Regions from separate parts of the Homo sapiens genome. Here region 1 is linked to region 2. Evidence: chromatin loops called from intact Hi-C (ENCODE). Cell type or tissue: HepG2. All regions are shown on one strand. Links, peaks and the distances in the headings refer to the core of each region. The heading gives the core; the rest is flanking DNA.

Evidence for each region. A loop is a pair of places that touch in the nucleus more often than their neighbours do. Peaks named below come from ENCODE experiments on the same cell type or tissue, not always from the same donor. Only the 100,000 strongest peaks of a DNase experiment are listed, where the experiment ranks them.
Region 1: a loop joins it to region 2, with 2.8 times the contacts of the local background. A loop is called at or near these places in 1 of 110 quality-filtered maps.

Annotation. Positions count from the first base shown.
Region 1 is chr20:48,354,584-48,358,973 of GRCh38, reverse strand. No RefSeq gene overlaps it. Among named protein-coding and RNA genes, the nearest start is that of LINC00494, 3.1 kb to the left of the region's middle. In HepG2, for the core only: no CTCF peak of the experiment used is centred there; a DNase peak (open chromatin) is centred at 2,283.
Region 2 is chr20:48,404,258-48,408,647 of GRCh38, reverse strand. No RefSeq gene overlaps it. Among named protein-coding and RNA genes, the nearest start is that of LINC00494, 47 kb to the right of the region's middle. RefSeq lists an enhancer at 2,018-2,794. In HepG2, for the core only: CTCF peaks have their summits at 2,571 and 3,843; DNase peaks (open chromatin) are centred at 751, 2,597 and 3,867.

The sequences.
Region 1 (4,390 bases), core at 148-4,147, 50 kb after region 2:
TCTTCTGCCATCAGAAGCACAGAAGGGTGAAGCCAGGCACACCCAGAGAAGCATCTCATGTTGTGTGTGGCTGCTGCAGCGCTCTCTTGGGCCCTGGGGCAGGAGATGCTCAAAGGTCAACAGGACTTGGGAAGGCAGCTGTGAGTAAAGCCCCCAGTCCTGGTCCTGGACTCACTGCACCAGGGACCCCAAGGGGCTAAACATGACTGGATTGTAGCAAGCCATTTTCAACATGCAAAGAAGCAACCAGGAAGAATGTCTAATTACAGATGTGCTATTTCTCTCCTCTTTCTTCTTCAACTTTCTCATTACCCTCAGTGACATCACAGCAGCTTCCCCTTGTCCTGTGACAAACCCAGAGCAAGGTGCTTTGGGTGGTAGTCAGAGTGACATGGGAGACCCTGAGTTCCACGTGTCTAAGCCCATATTTCCCTCCTTCCTCCCTAGTTCAAGGAGGTAACCAGGCATGGCGACTCCTCCTGGCAGGCACGTTCACAGGACAGAGGCAGGAGCTACTTGAGAGAGATTTAGCTCATTGGAGCGAGGGGCGGGGCAGAGAGGGAAAGAGATGGAGGAGAAGTTTATTGAAGAATGGAAAGGTGCAATGTTCCCCAGGTCCTAGAGATGCGCTGCACTGCAGAGGGTGGCTGTGAGGTCCCACACCTGCAAGCGGGAGTCACTGGATTCTGCTGGTGGCTGACCTGCTGACCAGAGATGTGAGCCCAGTTTCCTCTTCTATAAAATCAGGCGTAGCCCAGTGGCTTTCAATCCTGGTTATATGTTAGTGACATCTGGGAAGGTTTAAAGATTCCTGATGGCCAAGCTGGACCCCAAATCTATCAGATCAGATCATCTGGGTAGAACACAGAAGCACCAGAGTCGATAATGTCCCTCAGGTGACTCAAATGTGCAGCCAACATGGAGACCACTGACCTAAGCTAAGTCCTGTTTATGAGAATGTTGAGACCATGAAATGCTTAGAGCAGGCAAGGCCCTAAGAAATCACCTGACCCAACTTCTGCCATTCACAGGGGAGGAAACTGGTTTTCAGAGAGGCCAAATCACTTGCCCAAGGACACACAGCACATGAGCGGCAGAGCCATTTCCAGTGTTCCCTCCACCTCTCAACGTCCGAATATGACTAATCTGAAGCTCTCAATTTCACAAGAGAGCTGGGCCTGAGAGACCCACATGGAATCCCTGATTTTCAGGATAGAATCCTAGGCCTCTTGGTGGTTCAGCAGGCCATCCTGTTGCAGTGACCCTGAGGTCCCTCCTTGGTGAAAAATTCCAGGAGGCTTGAAATGTTCTCCAAGGCATAGAAAAGGATGATATGCCTGGAAACTGGAAAAGACTGGGAAATAGATGACAATTTGGGTTTTGTGGCTTCTTTCCCAAAATAAACATGGCAGAATTGCTTCTCACTGAAAGGGCGTCTGGGTTTCATAAACAGACCATAAAGAGGCAATCGAAGACCCAGAACATCCCCAAATCAGCATCTGTCCCTGCGATCTGGCTCTACCTCCATCCTCCTCCATCTCTCTCTCACCCAGGCTCACAACACCAGGAAGTGCTCTTGCCTTTTGGAAGGAGGATGGTCTTCTCCCCAAGCACTTGTCTCTCGGCTCCTCCCACAGGTGGAGGAGGGTGAATCTGATTGATGGGAAGATGAGACTCTGGGTTCCATCCAGTGGGTGGGGCTACTATGCAAATGGTCAAAAGAGTTAGGATGCTTTTGGCAGCAAGTAACAGAATATGCAGCTAAAAGTGGCTTATAGTCTAATGACTCAAAGTGGGGTCCATGGACCAGCAACATCAGCATCAAGAGTTTGTTAGAAATTCAGAATCTTATATTTTACCTTAGATCTACAGAATAAGAATCTGCATTTTGCATAAGAGCCCCAGGTGATTCATGTCCACATTGAAGTTTCAGAAGCACCATCTTAAGTTAAGAAGATATTTATTAACTCACTTAACAAGAAGCCCAGAAAAGACAACTCTAATTTGGTTTACTCTCTAGCTCTAGAATGTCAGGCCTCTGTCTCTGCATCTCTGAGATTCTCTGGCCTTTGCCTTGAGGTTTCCAGTGGCTGCCATGGCTCAAGCATCACCAGCCTTTGTCCAAAACAGAGGTTGGGAAGGAGAGCTGGGGGATTTTTCTCCTGTGTGGCTTGGGAATTCTTTCCCAGAAGCCTCTAGTAGATGTCCCTTAAGTCCCTTTGGCTAGAACTGGATGACAGGCCTGCTTGCAAAACAATCACAAAGGGGAAGAGGATTACTATGCTTTGATTGGCCTTGAACCATTGAGCAATCATGTTTGTCCCTTAGGGCTGAGGCAGGGCCACCTTTCCTCAGCACATTGTTTTCTACTGGAGGGGTGAACAAAAGTAGGGCTCTGTTACCAAGGAAAAAAGGAGAGTGGTGGCCAGGCGTGGTGGCTCATGCCTGTAATCCCAGCACTTCGGGAGGCCGAGGCGGGTGGATCACAAGGTCAGGAGATCGAGACCATCCTGGCTAACATGGTGAAACCCCATCTCTACTAAAAATACAAAAAATTAGCCGGGCATGGTGGCAGGTGTCTGTAGTCCCAGCTACTCGGGAGGCTGAGGCAGGAGAATGGCATGAACCCGGGAGGTGGAGCTTGCAATGAGCCGAGATCGTGCCACTGCACTCCAGCCTGGGTGACAGAGTGAGACTCCGTCTCAAGAAAAAAAAAAAAAAAAAAAGAAGAAAGGAGAGTGGCTGCTCAGTGTCGGCCACGAACCTGGCTGTCCCTATGTGTCCTCTCTCATGTGTGTGTGTTTATGTGTGTGTGTATGTGTGTGTTGCTGCCATCAGTGCACAGCACACCACAGTCCTCTATTCAGTGGACTATTTTTCTGCTTGGTGAAACCAGCTGTCCCTAGAGTTAGGGTCCAGGCACGAGAAGGCCCGAGCCACAGACTCCCAACCAATGTTGAGTGAAAGCAACAGAAACCACCTCTGGATTCCTTGATTTAATTTTTTGAAGACATTTATTGGCAAGATATGAGGTAAGTCACAGAACTCTAGGAAAATTAAATGTGAAGAGCCAAATTCAGAGGGTTGGGGCATCAGGGCAGCTCCTGGTTCCCCTGTGCTGGCAATGATTCCACTGCAACCTCTAGGGTCCTCTTGTCACTGTTCATGATTCAGGTCCCCAGAGGAGGACGGGATGGTCCTGTCTTGGCCACATGTTACCCCCTGGACTGCGGGAGGTTGTAGTTTGACTGAAAGTCCCTCCTGACCACATGGACAGGGATGGGGAGTTTCTCAGAGGAAGCCTGAGGATTTGCTCAGGCCTGGAGAGCAAACCCCACACGCCCTCCACACATCGCCTGCACAAACACCCCTCCAGCCGAGCCAGCCTGTTTATCGCCCCTCAAACATCCTTCTCTCCCATCCTTGCTTGTGCTGGGACCCTTCCTGGAATACTTCACTCTCCTGTTTGCTCTTCTAACTTTCTTGGTCCTTCAAGACTCAGATTAAACCACCCTCCTCCCCCAGCAAGCACCAGCCATTGCTGCTGCCCTGTCTCAAGGTTTCTGAACCTCAGAACTATTGACATTTGCAGCTGGGAAATCTCTGTTGTGGGACTGCCCTGCATATTGTAGGATGCTCAGCAGCATTTCTGGCCACTACTCTGTAAATGCCAGTTATGCCCTTACCCAGTTGTGACAACCAAAACTGTGTCCAGCTGTTGGCAAGTGTACCTGGAGGGAAAAATTGCCCAGGTTGAGAGCCACCCATTTTCTGAACCTGAGACCCTAAGATTTACTGCCATAGCAATTTAATGACATTGTGATGTTTACTTAACTTCTCGCTGCTGCTTAGTGCCTTCACAGACTGTAGCCAGCCAGAGAGAAGCCAGTTTTGCTACAACCCACAACCCTACATTAAGTTGCCTCCCACACTGTGGAGGGATGGCTCAGGGCAAAGGAGCATGGCAGACCACATGCTTTGGGCTTGATGGCTTTAAAGCCTCTGCCAGACTGGGAGGCTCACAGCTTGGTACCAGGTCTGGATGCAATGCCATATTCCTGAGGCAGGATGATCTTTATGTACTTGATAAATTAAATAAGCAGAAGGCCGTTAGCCTAAGGCTATCCCCCTACTTTAAGCTCCTAAGTAACAAATTACAACCTAACTTGGTAAGTAAACAAACAGAAACCTAACTTAGGAGTATTTTTTTTTTGTAACAAATAGCCAGATTTCAGGCAATCAGAAACAGCTAAGTTTCAACCAATCATTGGCAGCCCACTCATCACACCATGCCTAAATAAGGCAGATGCCTAGTGGTAGCCAATCAGGTGATTTATCTGCTTTCATGTTTAACCTATAGAAGCTCACTGTCCAGACTACTGGGTGGCAG
Region 2 (4,390 bases), core at 269-4,268:
GACTTATGTGATTATCTTGACATATTTTGGTAACAAAGATAATATACAAGTGAATGAACAAACTGATAAAAAGGAAAGAGCCCCTTGGTGGAGGACCTCAAGACCCACACAGAAGGTACAGTTGGCTTTGAGGGATTTCCCAAGACAGAGGAATAGGAGTGAGGTTGTCAGGCCCTGGGGGAACCAGGAACAAATGTGTGTGCAGCCCTCAGACCCAGGAGGTTGATTCACTCTCTGGGGACAGGGTTTCAGGACTCTATTCTTCTCTGCCTGGGGAGGGGGAGAGGGTGGGTGAGACCTGAGGTAGCTGAGTGTCCTTGGATTCCCTGCCTCATCCTGGGCAGGGTGGAGAGCCAGCCAGGGAAAGGTTACAGGACAAGAAAAACTTCAGGTGGAGACAACAGTAGATTTTAGCCTCTGTGAGCACACGCGGCTGTGCAAGGGGTGGTGGTTATCAATGACGGTCTCGCCCCTAAAGAGGTGCTTTGGGTGCACAATGCTGAGAGGAGCGTGATGTTGGCATTTGGGGTGTGAGCTGAGGATACTATGCGGCTGTAATACATAGGACAATCCCACACCATGCAGAATTTATCTTGTATCTTGCACTAGTTTTGAATGTTTCACTGGACATTCATGTAAGCAAACCCTATTTACAATGATCTGAGCCTCCAGTGAAAAGTCCAGTTTACATAGAGACGATCATAATGTTTTAATAATCACTGACTTTCCTGGGACAGCAACTCTGGTGTAAATCAAGGGAAACTCGTGTTTGTTTTGTTCAGAAGTTCACCACCAGCGGGTCAGCATCCTGAGCCCTCTCCTCACTAGCGGCAATGTGCATGACATTTGAGGTGGCAACTCAACAGGCTTGTCACCAGTCTGCATTTACAGCTTAATCACTTCTAGTGCGGTCAGTCAGAGCATTTGCATGTTGAAGTATGCATTAATTTGTTACAAATTACTTTACATAAATTACTTTTCTTATACTTCTGTCTTTATATTATAGTTAGGGCATTATATTGAACTTTTAAAAAGATGTGGATAGGCTGTATTTATGAATTATATTTCAAGATACAAGTGTGGAAATTATAAAATATTGGTTTAAAAAAGGTGGCATAGGTTTGGACACAGCTGAGAACCACATTTCTAAAACTCAGCAGTACCTTCTCTTTCCCCAGGGAAACTGCAGCCTCATTTGGAGAGGCTTTTGAGCTTTTTTGTTAAATTAAGCCAGATCTTTTACCATGAAAGAGGATCTTTTCTTTTCTTCTTACTCATCAAGTCTTCCTTTGCCAAGATTCCCCTTAATGAGTCTGCTGGAGGCCAGTGTAATTTTGATCATTACAACCTTGGGCCATATAAATTCTCCTGGAATTGTCCCTACAAATACAAGTATAACTGTCTGGCTCCAGTTTGCTGCAGACATGGCTGGGGCTTCTGCCAAATTTAGGTCACTGCCTGGTGGGCGAATGATTTGTCCCTCCATAGGGGACAGATCAATAATCAACAAACAAACACATTAAAAAGATAAAAAGGCAGAAAGCTTAGTTATGCAAATCAGGGTGGAAGAGAGAGAGGGCAAAGAAAAGGGCCTCATTCATATTCTGCAACTTCAGCACGCCCTGGCCCATTGGCCGATTTCTATTAAAACACTCCGCCCAGAGCAGCCAACACTCTGGCTCATTAATAAAGGTTTGTCCCAACTGGAGTAAACACCACCCGTTCCCAGGACACCCAGAAGCAGAAAATTAACCAGAGGTGAACTGGGTCATTAGCTGCTGCACAATATGGGTCATCCTAGATTAATTTAGTTCCCTTCAACTGGAGGCTCAAAGAGAGTGACCGGTTCTCATGGAGTGGGACAGTGACTTAGCAGCATGTTGAGGTCTCTTGGATACCAGGCCAGGAGCTGTCATTATGATTCATGGCACCTCTGACATCACTCGGTGGTTTTGTGATGCAAAGTTTCATGTTGTCTAAACACACACAAGGGAACCGGTGAGTTTGTGTGTGGTTGTTGTGTGCACACCCACAGAATGGGACACAGACACACAGAGGACTAAATGACACACTGGGTTCCTACAAGTGTCATCATGTCACAGTCCCTGAGTAGCCTGTTATACGATGGTGTTCTTGAACTATGTGAATATTTGGGCGATTGCAGGGATGAAGTTAGACAAATCCAAGCGTTATAATTCTGCATTATGCCTATGTTTTGACTTTTCGTCTTTTATTTGGAGAATAAGAAAGCCAAATAGAGAAAAGGAAGCCCAGCCAACCAGCCCAGTTTCACGTGGGCAGAACCAGGAGGAAATTCAAAGGGGAGGGAATCCCCCTCGCCAGAGTCGCCTCCGCGTGCACCAGGAAGCCCACCGCAGGCCCACCATCTGGGCTGGGAGATTCGTCAGCAGACATTGGCCTGCGACAGTCACACTTCCTGCTCCTCAGTCTGAGATGCCCCAACCAGATAGCGGAGGCCCAATGGGGAAGGAGCAGCCTCGGCGGAGGCCCGCCTGGTTTTCCAGCCCTGGACTTGTAGCCAGGACATCAGGACTCCCTCCTGCTCCCCAACTCCTCCTGCTGGTGAAGCAAGCCCCTCCTGCCCAGAGTGGAGCCTTCTCTGCCCTGGAAAGATGCTTGGAAACTTGGCGATGCTTCCAGACGTGCAGGCGCCAGGGGCCTGTTCTCTTCTCCTCCCCTTTCTCCTGGACTTGCTGACCTTCCTTCTGTGCCACAAACGGCCAGGTTCATTCCCCTGTGTGGCCGTGTTCCTGTCCCCAGCCCTGTGCATGGTTGCACCTCCTCACTTTTCAGGGCTCTGTCAAGTGTCACCTCCTGGGTGAGTGCCTCCCTGACCACCCTGTCTCCAGGAGCCCCCTCCACCCAGGCACTTCCTAGCATGTCACCCCATTTCCTCTTCTCAGGACCCCTCACCACCATCTGAAATGAACTTGAGTGCGTGATGAGTTGGGGAACATCTCTCTCCCTCCTTACCTGTGTATGAGCTCAAGGAGGAAGGGACTGACCTGACTTAAGAACCCGTGTGCCCAGCGCCTATGGCAGCACCTGGCACGGAGCTGCTGGCTGCCCACCATGCTGGATGACTCATGGGAGAGCCGGGGATCCGAGTCTTGCTGTGGCTGTTCACAGGCACCTGACTGTGGGAAGGACCTTTCCTCTAGGGATCAAGGTTTTTTCCTTGGTAAAATAGAGCAAATTCCTAATACTCATCACTCATGACTGCTGGGAGCTCAGACTGAGGTGACATATGTCAAAGCGCTTGGCCAACTCAGCTACAGAAAGAGAAGCGGCCATGTTAAGTTGCTGGCACACACCCGAGTAGAATTCAGGGAGTGGGCTAAGGGAGAGCACGGTGATGGGCAGTCCGGTGGAAGTCTGCAATGTGTGTGCTGAAAATACTGGTTAATATTGACCACCGGGGAGAGGGGAAGAAAATACTGGCTACCCTCTCCCTACGAACATTATTTCATGCCTACTGCATGCTGGGCTCTGTTCTGAAAGTTTCATAGGAATTCCCTTGTTAAATTCTCACCACTATACCTGAGATTATTATCATCTCCATTGCACAGATAAGGAAACTGAGGCACAGGGAGGTTAGGGTACCTCCGAAATCCATACTCTAAGCCACTGTGTTGCACTCTGTCTCCAGAAAAAAAAATGCATGGAATAACAGATTCAATTCTGTTAAAGTCAAGGGAGAATGGAAATGCATCTTGTTAGCTTATTAATCAAATAAGAACTTCAGTGTCAGAGGGGATCTTGACAGATTCTCTAAATGCGTCTTTTTTGAGCAGCACTTCTTTTCGCCAAGAGGAAGTACGTGACTCTGGTGGACACAGGTGGCATTACCTCCAGCATGTGTGACTCAGAGGGTGTTTCAGCAGGGTTTCAAGGACCCAGCTTCTGCATGGGCCCCAGTAGGAAGCAAATGTGGAAATGGCTGGACCATTTCTACAGATGTGGAAATGCTTCGTTTTAATTTTTCCTTGAGCTTTGCAAGGCCTAGGTGGCCCGAGAATGAGATACTTTATCTAGCCACATGTCTCTTTGTAGACACGTCTAACTGTTACTCAACGCTCCTGCTCTCTTCTTTGATATCAACAGAACCTCAGGCTGCCCAGAATGAAGTCCACCTTCTCTGGCATCCCTCATCCTGGGGTGGCCCCCTGGACTCAGTTCTGGTCAATAGGATGGAAAGAGAAGGGATGGGTCTGACGTCCAGGCGCATCCTGCAACACGAGTGTCTCCTTCCTTCCCCCACCCACTGGCTGGAATGCAGACCGGGTGGCAAGCCATACTGGGCCACCTGGAGGAGAGCGACACCCCAGGAAGGGCGACCACAAGGCAGGCAAAGGCTGGGCCCCAGCCC